Linked DNA regions of Mus musculus: region 1 is linked to region 2. A link is a contact called in ENCODE Hi-C or POLR2A ChIA-PET data. All regions are on one chromosome and are shown on one strand. The core of a region is the stretch at or near the end of the contact, and the rest is flanking DNA. Distances in the headings are between cores, read along the strand shown. Region 1 holds the start of Fam167b (family with sequence similarity 167, member B). Region 2 holds the start of Hdac1 (histone deacetylase 1).

Region 1 (5,627 bases), core at 2,685-5,184, 36 kb before region 2:
TGGCTCATTACCATCATAATGAGATTTGGTGCCCTCTCCTGTTATGCAGGTGTACATGCAGAGAGTGTACTCAGAGAGGAGGCCCCATGTGTAAAGACACTTGCTACCCAGCATGGCCACTTGAGTTCAGATCCCCAGATAAGGCAAACACAGCACTAAAGGGCCTGGAGAGACAGGCCAAACCCTGCAGTCAGCCAGTTACTGATCTTCAAGTTTACTGAGACTCTGCCTCAAAAAGAAAGGCAGGATGCCTCCTGTCTCTGGCTTGAACATTATAGTCTCCTACTCCTGTGAGGCAAGTCATTGAGGAAGACATGCACACACAGTACACTGAGATTCCATCTCTCCTAGAATGGCTAGCATCAAGAAGATAGCAGTGGGGGCTGAAGAGACTGCTCAGCAGTTAAGGGCACATATTGCAGCTTACCTGGGTTGGATTCCCATCATCACATGGGGCCTATTTAATTACCTTCTGTAACTCCAGCTTCCAGGAATCTAAGGCTCACAACCATCTGTACAGCTACAGTGTACTCATATACTAAACTAAAGCAGGGCATGGTGGGCCTTTAATCCCACTCAGAGGCAGAGGCAGGTGGATTTCTGAGTTCGAGGCCAGCCTGGTCTACAAAGTGAGTTCCAGGACAGCCAGGGCTACACAGAGAAACCCTGTCTCAAAAAACCAACAAAACAAAACAACCTAAAAACAACCACCATTGTTAGCTAGTTATGCTATCTTGAGATTCTAAGTCAGCAGACCACACAGACAGCTGAACTTCCATCCCTTCTGATGCACAATTGTCAGGTCCTAAAGAGATGGCTAACTTCGGTGCCTATTAGCACACCAAAATGCATGCTAGCCTCTAGGCTCCCTTAGCACAGAGAATACCTCTTACAGAGTCCACGCTGGCATCCTGGCTCTCCTCACACTCACCCACCGCATCTCAGATTTCTCCAGCTGTGTGCTGTCTTGTTGTCTTTTGTCTTCCTCTCTTGGACCTCCTGTCTCCCTCACCACCACCCCATGGCCTGGTCCACTCTGCTGGCCGTGTTTCTTTCCCTGCTCTGGACTTTTTCAGATGCCTCTGGGTGTCCTTTCCCTTGTATTTCAGTAAGAACCTTCCCTCAACCTCTCCTTAGAGCGGTCACATCCACACTGTATATACTGTATATGTTTATTGCTGCACTTGGTCAAGGTATGGATCCATCCTAGAGGTTCATCATCAAGAGACAAACAGATGAAGGAAATGTGGTAAATATACACAATAGGGTCTTATGTAGCAGAATCAAGTCCTACTCCTATATAGGACATGTCAGGGTGGGAGAGGACTCGATGGAGGGCGGGAAGAGAGTAAGAGTGATGGGGGGGGCTGGGAAGATGGCTCAGCTCGGCAGGTATAAATCTGAAGCTGCTCTCTGAGAGCAGCCAAGCATGAAACAGAACACTCTGTAGCTGGGTTTTGTGCCTCTCGCCTGCATGTCCGACCCTGAGGAGGCTTGGAGAGCTTGAGGCAGCCTTGGCTGCACAGGGAGACCCTGTCTAAAAGCAAACCCAAAAAGAGAACAGGCTATGAAATTCCAGACTAGGGAAACCTTCAAGATGGGATTTTTTTTTTTAAGATTTATTTATTTTTTATTATATGTAAGTACACTGTAGCTGTCTTCAGACACACCAGAAGAGGGAGTCAGATCTCGTTACAGATGGTTGTGAGCCACCATGTGGTTGTCGGGATTTGAACTCAGGACCTTCAGAAGAGCAGTCGGGTGCTCTTACCTGATGAGCCATCTCACCAGCCCCCAAGATGGGGATTTGACAGACATGCAGATTAGTGTCCGCCTCATAGACTCATACCGAATCTGAAACTGGTGGCAGGGGAAGCCATCTGTTTTAGCAGGCTTTCCAGGTGACTCTGAACACATGCCAGAGATGGAGGAACACTGGAAAATATACAAAACGGCAAAGTTCGCTTATGCTGCCAGAACAGAGAGTAGGGCTGGGGGAGCCAGTCAGTAAGACCCTTCTGAGCATGCTCTGCCCTGGGTTTGCCCCTGCATTGCCGTAGGTGGGAGGAAGACAGGAAGTAGAAAGTGGTGCTAGGCGGGGTGGGTGAAGTTGAAGCCAGTTTGTGCTACAGGATAAGTTCCGGGTCAGCTCAGGGTGAGACTCTGCCTAAAAAGAGAAAAGAATTGTGATCTCAAGCGCGCGTGCACACACACACACACACACACACACACACACACACACACACACACACACACACACATACACACACACACACACACTTGGAAACAAAAGACTGCTATCCCGCAGAGGAGGCAATCCAGGCCGCACCCCCTTATGGAGAAGCACTATTTGACCTTAGTGCTGTTTCATTGGCTATTCAGGAGAATTTACCAAACTACATATTTAGATGTGTACGTTTCTGTTTTTGTCTCCTCCTCTGCTTCCTCCCCTTCCTTCTCTTCTTCCCTTTCCTCTTTCTCCCCCTCCTCCTCTTCCTTGGTTTGTTTTGTTTTTGAGTCATGGTCTCCTGTATTCCAGGCTGACTTTAAGTTTGCCTGGAAGAAACTTCAGCTGTGTCACCACACTTGGGTCCCGTTAGGTTTTGGGTTGGTTGCTTTTTGTCTCCCCTGTGAGTCAAGGAGCACTGGAGAGAATGCAAACTCCACTTGGGCTGCCACTGCTCCTCTGCTGGCTCTATTTCTCTTCTCCTTCTCTCCTCCTCCCCCTCCCCCTCCCCCTCTCCCTCCTCTCCCTCCTCCCCCTTCTCCTCTTCCTCCTCTTCTCCTTCTTTCTTTTCTTTTTTTTTTTTTAAGACAGGATTTCTCTGCATAGCCCTGGCTGTCCTGGAACTCACTTTGTAGACCAGGCTGGCCTTGAACTCAGAAATCCACCTGCCTCAGCCTCCTTTAGTGCTGGGACTAAAGGCGTGTGCCACCACGCCTGGCTTTCAATTTTTTATTAGATATTTTCTTCATTTACATTTCAAATGCTATCCTGAAAGTCCCCTATCCCCCCCCCCCGCTCTTCTCCTTCTTCCTCTCTCTCTCTCTCCCTCTCTCTCTCTCTCTCTCTCTCTTTCCCTACCCCTCCACTCTCTCCCTAATTGCTGGTGCAAACCCTAACCCTTGAGCACACTAGGAAAGGTTTTACTACTGAGCGGAATCCCAGCCCTGCTCTTGTTGCTGAGAGCAATACAGAGGTTTAGAGACACCTGAGAAACATCTGGGTGGTGGTGGCACACACCTTTAATCTCAGCACTCAGGAAGCAGAGGCAGGCGGATCTCTGTGAGTTTGAAGCCAGCTTGGCCCACAGAGCAAGTTCCAAGCCAGCCAAAGCTACAAAGAGAAACCTTCTCTCAAAAAAAGAAAACAGAAAAGAAAAGAGGAGAGAGGAAGAGAAAGAGGCAGAGGCAAATTTCTGTTGAAGCTTATCCTGGTCTACATAGGTCTACATAGTAAGCCTGCACATTGTTCTAGGCCGGCCATCATTAGAGATGAGATGAACTCCTTCAGTCAGAGCTTTTTCAGTGATTGCCAACAGAACCTAAGGGCCGTTGGAGTAAGACTTGGTGTCACCGACCTGTCACAACAGAGGCTCAAGAAGTGACTGAGCTACCTAAAGTCCCCTCAAAGTAGCACCAGGGCCCAGGGCTCCTGACTCCCAGGCTAGGCAGCTGGACCCTATTGCCTTGCAGAAGGGCTAGCTCTGTAAAGAGGAAAGAGCACCAGCCAGTCAGCTGTCTCTTCCCCTTGACTCCTCTGACTTGGGTCTTGGGAGGAGGGCCAAGCCGGCTGTGGACGATGCTTTTCTTATCCTGCTGCAACTTCCTTTCTGGGAACCAGGAACCTGAATCTGGGCAAAGACAATAAAATTCATCTGAAGGGCTCCTCCTGCCCCCACCCGGATGGGCATCACGTGGCCCCTAGTTAGCAAACCAGGAAAATTCCATCTCTTGCACACTTAGCCTCACATACCCATCTGCTCACTCAGCCTGGCACACTTAGCGTCCCTCACCCACCTTCTCAATTCAGCACACACTCTTGGCACATTCTTTTCAACCTCATCTTCTTTCACTTCTCACACGGCCAAATAGCCAGCCTTTCCCTTACTGTCCCGTTGGTCACCACAGACCTACCATGTCCCTAGGGCCGCTGAAATTCCAGGCAGTGGGAGAGAAGGGTGAGGAGGATGAGGAAGAGAGCTTAGATTCTCTGAAGGCCCTGACTGCCAAGCTTCAACTGCAGACCCGACGGCCCTCATACCTCGAGTGGACTGCCAGAGTCCAGAGCCGGGCTTGGTACAGAGCCCAAGCTAGACCTGAGCCAGTCGGACCCGGGGCCATCTGTGGCTTTGACTCCATGGATTCTGCGCTTGAGTGGCTCAGACGGGAGCTGGTGAGTCTGGTGGGTTAGATGGACTTGCATGGGGTCTTTGAGCCAGTCCCTCTAAAGGCCCAAATCTGTGAGGTTGGAAGGAGATGAGAACAAACCAATGTCCACAGTAGTTCCTCAGTGCTGTGCCCTAGGACAACGGAACCAGGAATTCAGTTGCTCGCTATCTTATTTGCAGAGCCAAATCTGGAGAAGTAGACCGTAGAGCACAGGTTCTCAATCTGTGGGTCTCGACCCCTTTGGGCATCCAAAAGCACTTTTAGACAGGTTGCATATCAGATATCCAGTATATCAGATATTTATATTTAAAATTATTTAAAAGTCGTAGCAGTGGCAAGATTACGGTTACAAAGTAGCAATGAAAATAATTTTATGCTTGGGAGTCATCACAGCATGAGGAAATGAGCTGTATTAACGGGTCCCAGCATTAGGAAGGCTGAGAACCACTGCCCTAAAGAGAAGAGACAGTCAAGTAAAAAGCAGAAACCGACCCTGCTGTCAGTTATAATCTGAGGAGGGCAGAGTTGAATATTAGCTGTCAGCCCACCATGTGCAAACATAAGGATGTCCAGTTCAGCTCAACGGGTCATCACAGTTAATTTGTGATGGCGTACCAGACGTCTATATTTGCATACTAACGGTTCCTTGGCTTGGCTTGAGAATCACCCATCCGGAAAAAGATCTGCGAGACCGAGGCGGATGAAGTTAGGTGAGAAGGGGATTGCGAGCTGGACTATGCAAAGAGTATTCCCAGAAATGGACCGGCGGCTGGGCTGGTGAGCCCGGAGGCTAATCTAGCAAATTTACGCCCCCTTTTGGTCACAGCAGGAGATGCGGGCTCAGGACCGGCAGCTGGCAGGGCAGCTGCTCAGGCTGCGGGCCCGGCTGCACAGACTGAAAGTGGACCAAGTCTGTCACCTGCACCAGGAGCTTCTGGATGAGGCTGAGCTGGAGATGGAGTTAGAGTCTGGGACTGGCTTGCCTCTGGCCCCACCGCTGCGGCATCTGGGACTCACGCGCATGAACATCAGTGCCAGACGCTTCACCCTCTGCTGACAGCAGACTTGGGTGTCTCTTGCAGTATCTGGGGAGAAAGAAGGAAGGAAGAGGGACCCCGGAGGCTCTGGCTACCTGCTGGGGAAGGTGGGCACACTTAGGTTTCCAAAAGCTGAATTTAGAGAGCACAGGATGGAGGGGAGGAGGAGAGGAAACTCGGGCCCCAAATGTCTTAATA
Region 2 (5,679 bases), core at 1,095-3,594:
GCCTCTGCGGGCATGTGAGGTTGTAACCCTTGCTCTACATCTTACAAATGCTTCAATACCCATGATTCTGTCCTATAGTGGGTACTGTGGACAGCCATGGAGTGGGGAAACTTTGGAGTCCTCTTCTGTCTACACTGCAAAGATGGGAAAGGAGGCCTAGAAATGATGAGGAGACCCACCTAAAGCCAGAAGAGTAGCAGGGGTGTAGAAATGGAAGTCTGTGTCCTGGCCCTCTGCCATCACACAGCCTCCCTGTCACTAAAGGCCCTGTGCAATTCCCAAGGGAGTGACGCTGAGCATACAAGGGCTGGGGGTTGTGGTGCAAGCCTCAATCCCAGCTTTTCAGAACAGGGCTTCATTGTGTAGCTCTGGCTGTCTTGGAACTCACTATGTAGACTAGGGTGGCTTCCATTCACAGAGATCTACAGTCCAGTGCTGGTATTAAACTCGTGTGCTACTATGTCCAACTGTTGTAGGAAACAAACAAACAAACAAACAAACCCCAAAAAACAAAAAACTCAGCACAGAGCCTTTTGGTGGATCAATAATGGCTACTTGAAGATTGACGGATTCAGGTTTTGTAGGAGCATGGGAGATGGTGGTTTTCTGCCATTTAGACACTCCCAGACATTTGTCAATGTGTAAGGACAATTTTGGGTGTCACAGTAAGGGCGTGTGTGGGGTGTTGCTACTGGTATAGAAGAAGGCCAAGCAGTCAATTAACATCTAAAAGGCCCGAAGACAGCCCCTACAACAAAGAGTGTAAGTAATTCAAGGTTAAGAAATTTTGCTGGCATGGCTTGAGGGTGGGGGAGTGGTGAAGGTCTTTTTTTTTGTTGTTGTTGTTGGTTCCCCCCCCACCCCCCAGACACGGTTTCTCTGTATAGCCACGTCTGTCCTGGAACTCACTGTGTAGACCAGGCTGGCCTCAAATTTAGAAATCAGCCTGCCTCTGCCTCTCAAGTGTTGGGATTAAAGACATATGCCACCCACTCTGGGGATAGAGGCAGGCAGATTTCTGAGTCGAAGACTCAGTTGAAATAAGGAGATCTGACGCCCTTCTGGTCTGGTGTGTGTCTGAAGGCAGCTACAGTGTACTTAATAAATAAATAAATAAATAAATAAATCTTTAAAAAAAAAAAAGGCAGGTGTGGTGGGGCATGCCTTTAATCACAGCACTCCGGAGGCAGAGGCAGGCAGATGTCTGAGTTCGAGCCCAGCCTGGTCTACAAAGTGAGTTCCAGGACAGCCAGGGCTATACAGAGAAACCCTATCTTGAAAAACAAACAAACAAACAAAAAAGCAAAAACAAACGAAGAAACAACCCCGCCCCCCCACCCCCACGTCCCCCCCAAACAACAACTTAGGCTTTCAGTTTAGAAAAATTAAGTTCTGGGTAGGTGAGATGGTTGCTGCCACCATGCCTGACCCAAATTTTCTGGATGGATCGCCCCGCCCCCACCCAGAGCCATTACATAGGAACACTCCCTCCAACACTCCCTCCAGTAAATTAAAAACTAAACACCAAGTTCTGTTACTTTGTCACAGTGCTCGGGCATATTGGATTTTGTCTTTTTTTAAAAAAAATATGTACAATTGGAGACGGAATTTAATTTGTAACACTGAATAAGCTCTTCAGCTTTACCTGTAAAATTGTTTTGTTATTTTTTGAGACATGCTTTCACTACGGAGAGCAAGTTGGCCTCAGATTACAGAGATCTTCCTGACTCTGCCTCCTGAGTGCTGGGATCAAAGACATAGCAACCACGCCCAACTGAAAACGAGCTTTGACATTAAAAAAGAAAAGTCCGTCAGAACTTATGAGCACATAAAGGTCTTGCCCCACTACAGTAGGCCTCTGGATATTTTCTTTCTGTTCCTTGCCATTCATTTCTCTCTCCAGTTCTAATCCAGACCAAACCTAGTCTTTTAGCTGCGTGACCTTGCGCAAGCATCTTTCCCCGGGAAGCCTCGGCGTATTCTCGGTAAAACGAGAAAGTTGGCCTCTGATCTTTGCACACGCTCCCAACTGTGAAGCGGGCTGCAGAGTTTACGGAGCCGACTCCCTCTCCCGGGACTCGATGGTACGGCCCCCGGTCTCCCCCACCCCTCCGCGCCGGACTTTGGTACAGGCCCAGGGGGCCCGCGGTGGCTTCTCTAAGCTGCCCTTGCCCCCCGCCGAGTTCCGGGCCCGACCCCGCGCATGCCGATTGGTTAGAGTGAGGCCCGGGCTGTGCGGCTATAGGTGATCCCGGGGGTGGGCGGGGCTTCGAGGCCGGCCCCTCCCCCTGGTCGGACGCCGTAAGGAGCCGCGGGCGGGCGGGCGGACAGACTGACGGGAGGGCCGGGCGGCGAGCAAGATGGCGCAGACTCAGGGCACCAAGAGGAAAGTCTGTTACTACTACGACGGTGAGCTGCGGGTGGGCGGCGCGGGCCGGGCGTTGGGGAAAGGCTGGGGGAGGAGGCTGGGAGGAGGCTGAAGCCCCGGGGAGGCTGAGGGAAAGTCGAGGCTGAAGGAGGAGGTTGGAGAGAGGAAGTCGAGGCTGAGGCCGGAGATGAGGTGGGGGTCGTGGAAGGGGTAGTCTGCGGTAATCCCGGTGGCGGAGATTCTCGGGGAATCCGACCTGAAGTTGGAGTGGGATTCCTGGAGGGAAGCCTAAGTGGCGGCGGGGATCGGAATATGATGGAGACGGTTTGCCTGGATATCTTCCCCTGCTGAGAATACAAAGGTTTTTCACTGTCCCCATTCACTCTCTCTCTTTTTCTTTCTTTCTTTTGGTGAGTTCTGCAGGACTGGCCACTCATCCCCTCCCCCACTCCATCCCCCAAGTCTATGAGTAGGGCCTGCAGTTGCTAGTTGGGAAATGGGGCTCCCCGGGGATGCAAGAAGAGAGGTGCATGAAACTTGTTAAAACGACTTTTCATTGAGCCAGCGCGAGCATCTTACTCTGTCCTGGGTTGTGTTTCTGTTGGGGCTGGAGGGCTCATCGAGGCACATTTCCTGTGTTGAGTTCCCGTCTGAAGGGGGAGCTAGACAATGTCACAGGTATCTTTCGGTGTTAGCGCTGGGACAAGGGAATGTGGGGTGGAGGAGAACACAGCAGGAGCCTCAGCCCAACCTGAGAGGAGCAGGTTGTGTGTCAGTGCTTAGGACCCAAGAACTGGAGTTACAAGCCAGGCCCTGGCAAGTGGAGCCAACAGCAGGGGGAGGGGACAGCACCTTTATCTGAGAAAGGGTCTCACAGTGTAACTCAGCTGGTCTTGGATTAAGCCCCTTCTTCTTACTCTTGACTCCAGGCTTACACCACTTGGTCCAGCATTTGTGTTTTGGGAATAGCAGTTGAGTTGTTCAGGGGACATCTAGCCAGCCAGCCAGTAGGCGGTTGGCTGTTTAGATCTGAAATTTAGAAGACAGATATTTTTTGGTAATTGTCGGTATAAAATAATTCAGATAGTAATTTTAGCTGGATTAGAAAAGGGTGTTATAACTCCAGTTGTAGAGGGTGAAGAGCTATGTTGATACTTTTTTTTTTTTTTTGGAAATGGCCTCTGTGTAACCCTGGCTAGCCTGGAACTCACTTTGTAGACCAGGTTTGCTTCCTACTGGAAGAGATTTATCCTACCCCCCTCCCGAGTGCTAGGATTAAAGGCATGTGCCACAACCCTGGCCTGTTTTAATTCTGAAGAAGTGGACTAAGAAGGTTCAGTGGTCCTGATTGCTCTTTCACTATGCTGTCTTTCAACTGTTAGCCACATTCCTGTTTCAGTCTTTCCCAGTGCTGTGGGGTGACGGAGCCACCAAGCCTGGTGTCTTCTTGTTTCTGTTCTGTTTTGTTTTTAAGGCAGGGTCTGTCTCTAACAGCCCTAGCTGTCCTGGAAGTTGCTTTGTAGACCAACTAGGCTGGCCTCTGAACTCAGAGAGATCCCCCTGCCTCTGCCTCCTGAGTATTAAAGGGGTGCACCACTGTCTAGCAGCCTCATTTTTTGTTTCGGTTCTTTTTGTTTGTTTGGTTTGGTTTGGTTTGGTTTTGGTTTTTTGAGACAGTTTCTCTGCGTAGCCCTGGCTGTCCTGGAACTTACTCTCTAGACCAGGCTGGCCTCAAACTTAGAAATCCGTCTGCCTCTGGCCACCAAGTGCTGGGAATTTTTTTTCTTCTTCTTGTTTTTTGTAGATAATACATTTCTTGGAGAAAAGTCTCCTTATCTCCACTTCCTAAAAGATTGGGTAGTATAATAGGCATAATTTTTTTAAAGAATTATTTATTTTATGTATGTGAGCACACTGTAGATGTCTTTAGACACACCAGATCTCATTACAGATGGTTGTGAGCCACCATGTGGTTGCTGGGAAACGAACCCAGGACCTCTGGAAGATCAGTATGTGCTCCCAACTGGTGAGCCATCTCTCCAGCCCCATAATTTTTTTTGAGATTATAATAGAATTACATAATTTCCCCTCCTTTTCTCTCTTTTTTTCTTCAAGACAGGATTTCTCTGTATAGCCCTGGCTGTCCTGAAACTGGTGCTGTAGACCACTAGATTGTTCTTGGACTCACAGAGATCCTCCTTTCTCTGCCTCTCAGGTGCTGGGATTAAAGGCCAGCCCTAATACTTCCTTGCAGAGGTTTTCCTTGCTTTGTTAACTGGAGAAAGCAGGGCCCTGAGAGATGGCTCAGTAGTTGGTAGTGTGTACAGCCCTTGCAGAGGACAAAGCTCAGTTCCTAGCATCCACCTTGGGAGGCTCACAGATGCCTGTGACTCCAGCTACAGGGACCCAGCGCCCTCTTCTGGCTTCCACACCGCCCTGCACTCACGGGTACATCCATACCACACACACACACCAGTTTAGAGCATTTCCTACTGAGATGCTGCGCTCAATTCCCAGGGCCCCCCACAGCCACTTGTAACTCCAGTTGGAAGGAATCCAGTGACCTCTTCGCGCTTCAAGTGCTAGATGGGAATGTGGTGCTTGGACATACATGCAGGCAAAACTTCACACACACAAAAGACTGTCCTAGAACTGGTCTATTAGACGAGGCAGCTGTGAACTCAAGGAGATCTGCCACCTAGTTTTCCTGCTGGGACTAAAGCCTGCACTAATGGGGAAGTGCTGGGAGGGATTGGGGCGGAAGCTAGATTGGAGAGAAGAGGATACTTTAGCTTGCAATTTTTTGATTGATTGGTTTTTTGAGACAGGGTTTCTCTGTGTAGCCCTGGCTGTCCTGGAACTCACTCTGTAGACCAGGCTGGCCTCCAGCTCAGAAATTCACCTGCTTCTGCCTCCCAAGTGCTGGGGCTAAAGGTGTGGGCCACCACTGCCCAGCTAGTTTGCAATTTTATTTTTGAGACAGGGTCTCTCTCTGTGTATTCTGCTTGGCCTGGAACTAACTGAGACCCATCCGCCTCTGCCTCCAGAGCGCTTACACTAAAGGTGTGTACCACTACACCCTTCTAAGAGAGGAAGTATTGTTTTTTTTTTGTTTTTTTTTTTTGTTTTTTCGAGACAGGGTTTCTCTGTGTAGCCCTGACTGTCCTGGAACTCACTTTGTAGACCAGGCTGGCCTCCAGCTCAGAAATCCGCCTGCCTCTGCCTCCCGAGAGCTGGGATTAAAGTCGTGCACCACCATGCCCGGCTAGAGAGGAAGTCTTGTTTTGTGGCCTTGAAAGAGTCTTTACAAA

The links. Hi-C counts contacts between places; a loop is a spot of excess contacts on that map. ChIA-PET counts read pairs that join two places held with the same protein, here RNA polymerase II (POLR2A).
Region 1: POLR2A ChIA-PET joins it to region 2 with 18 read pairs in Patski. The contact joins the promoter of Fam167b here to the promoter of Hdac1 in region 2. A Hi-C loop is called at or near these places in 3 of 37 maps with a recorded cell type or tissue (Patski, heart and left cerebral cortex). POLR2A ChIA-PET finds 5 or more read pairs at or near these places in 4 of 5 experiments (Patski and embryonic stem cell).

The regions. Positions count from the first base shown.
Region 1 is chr4:129,576,887-129,582,513 of GRCm38, reverse strand. It overlaps Fam167b (family with sequence similarity 167, member B), which reads left to right and starts at 3,934. Exons shown (of 2, transcript NM_182783.2): 1 at 3,934-4,396; 2 at 5,219-5,627. The coding sequence starts at 4,139. The coding sequence ends at 5,449.
Region 2 is chr4:129,539,311-129,544,989 of GRCm38, reverse strand. It overlaps Hdac1 (histone deacetylase 1), which reads left to right and starts at 2,344. Exons shown (of 14, transcript NM_008228.2): 1 at 2,344-2,409. The coding sequence starts at 2,361.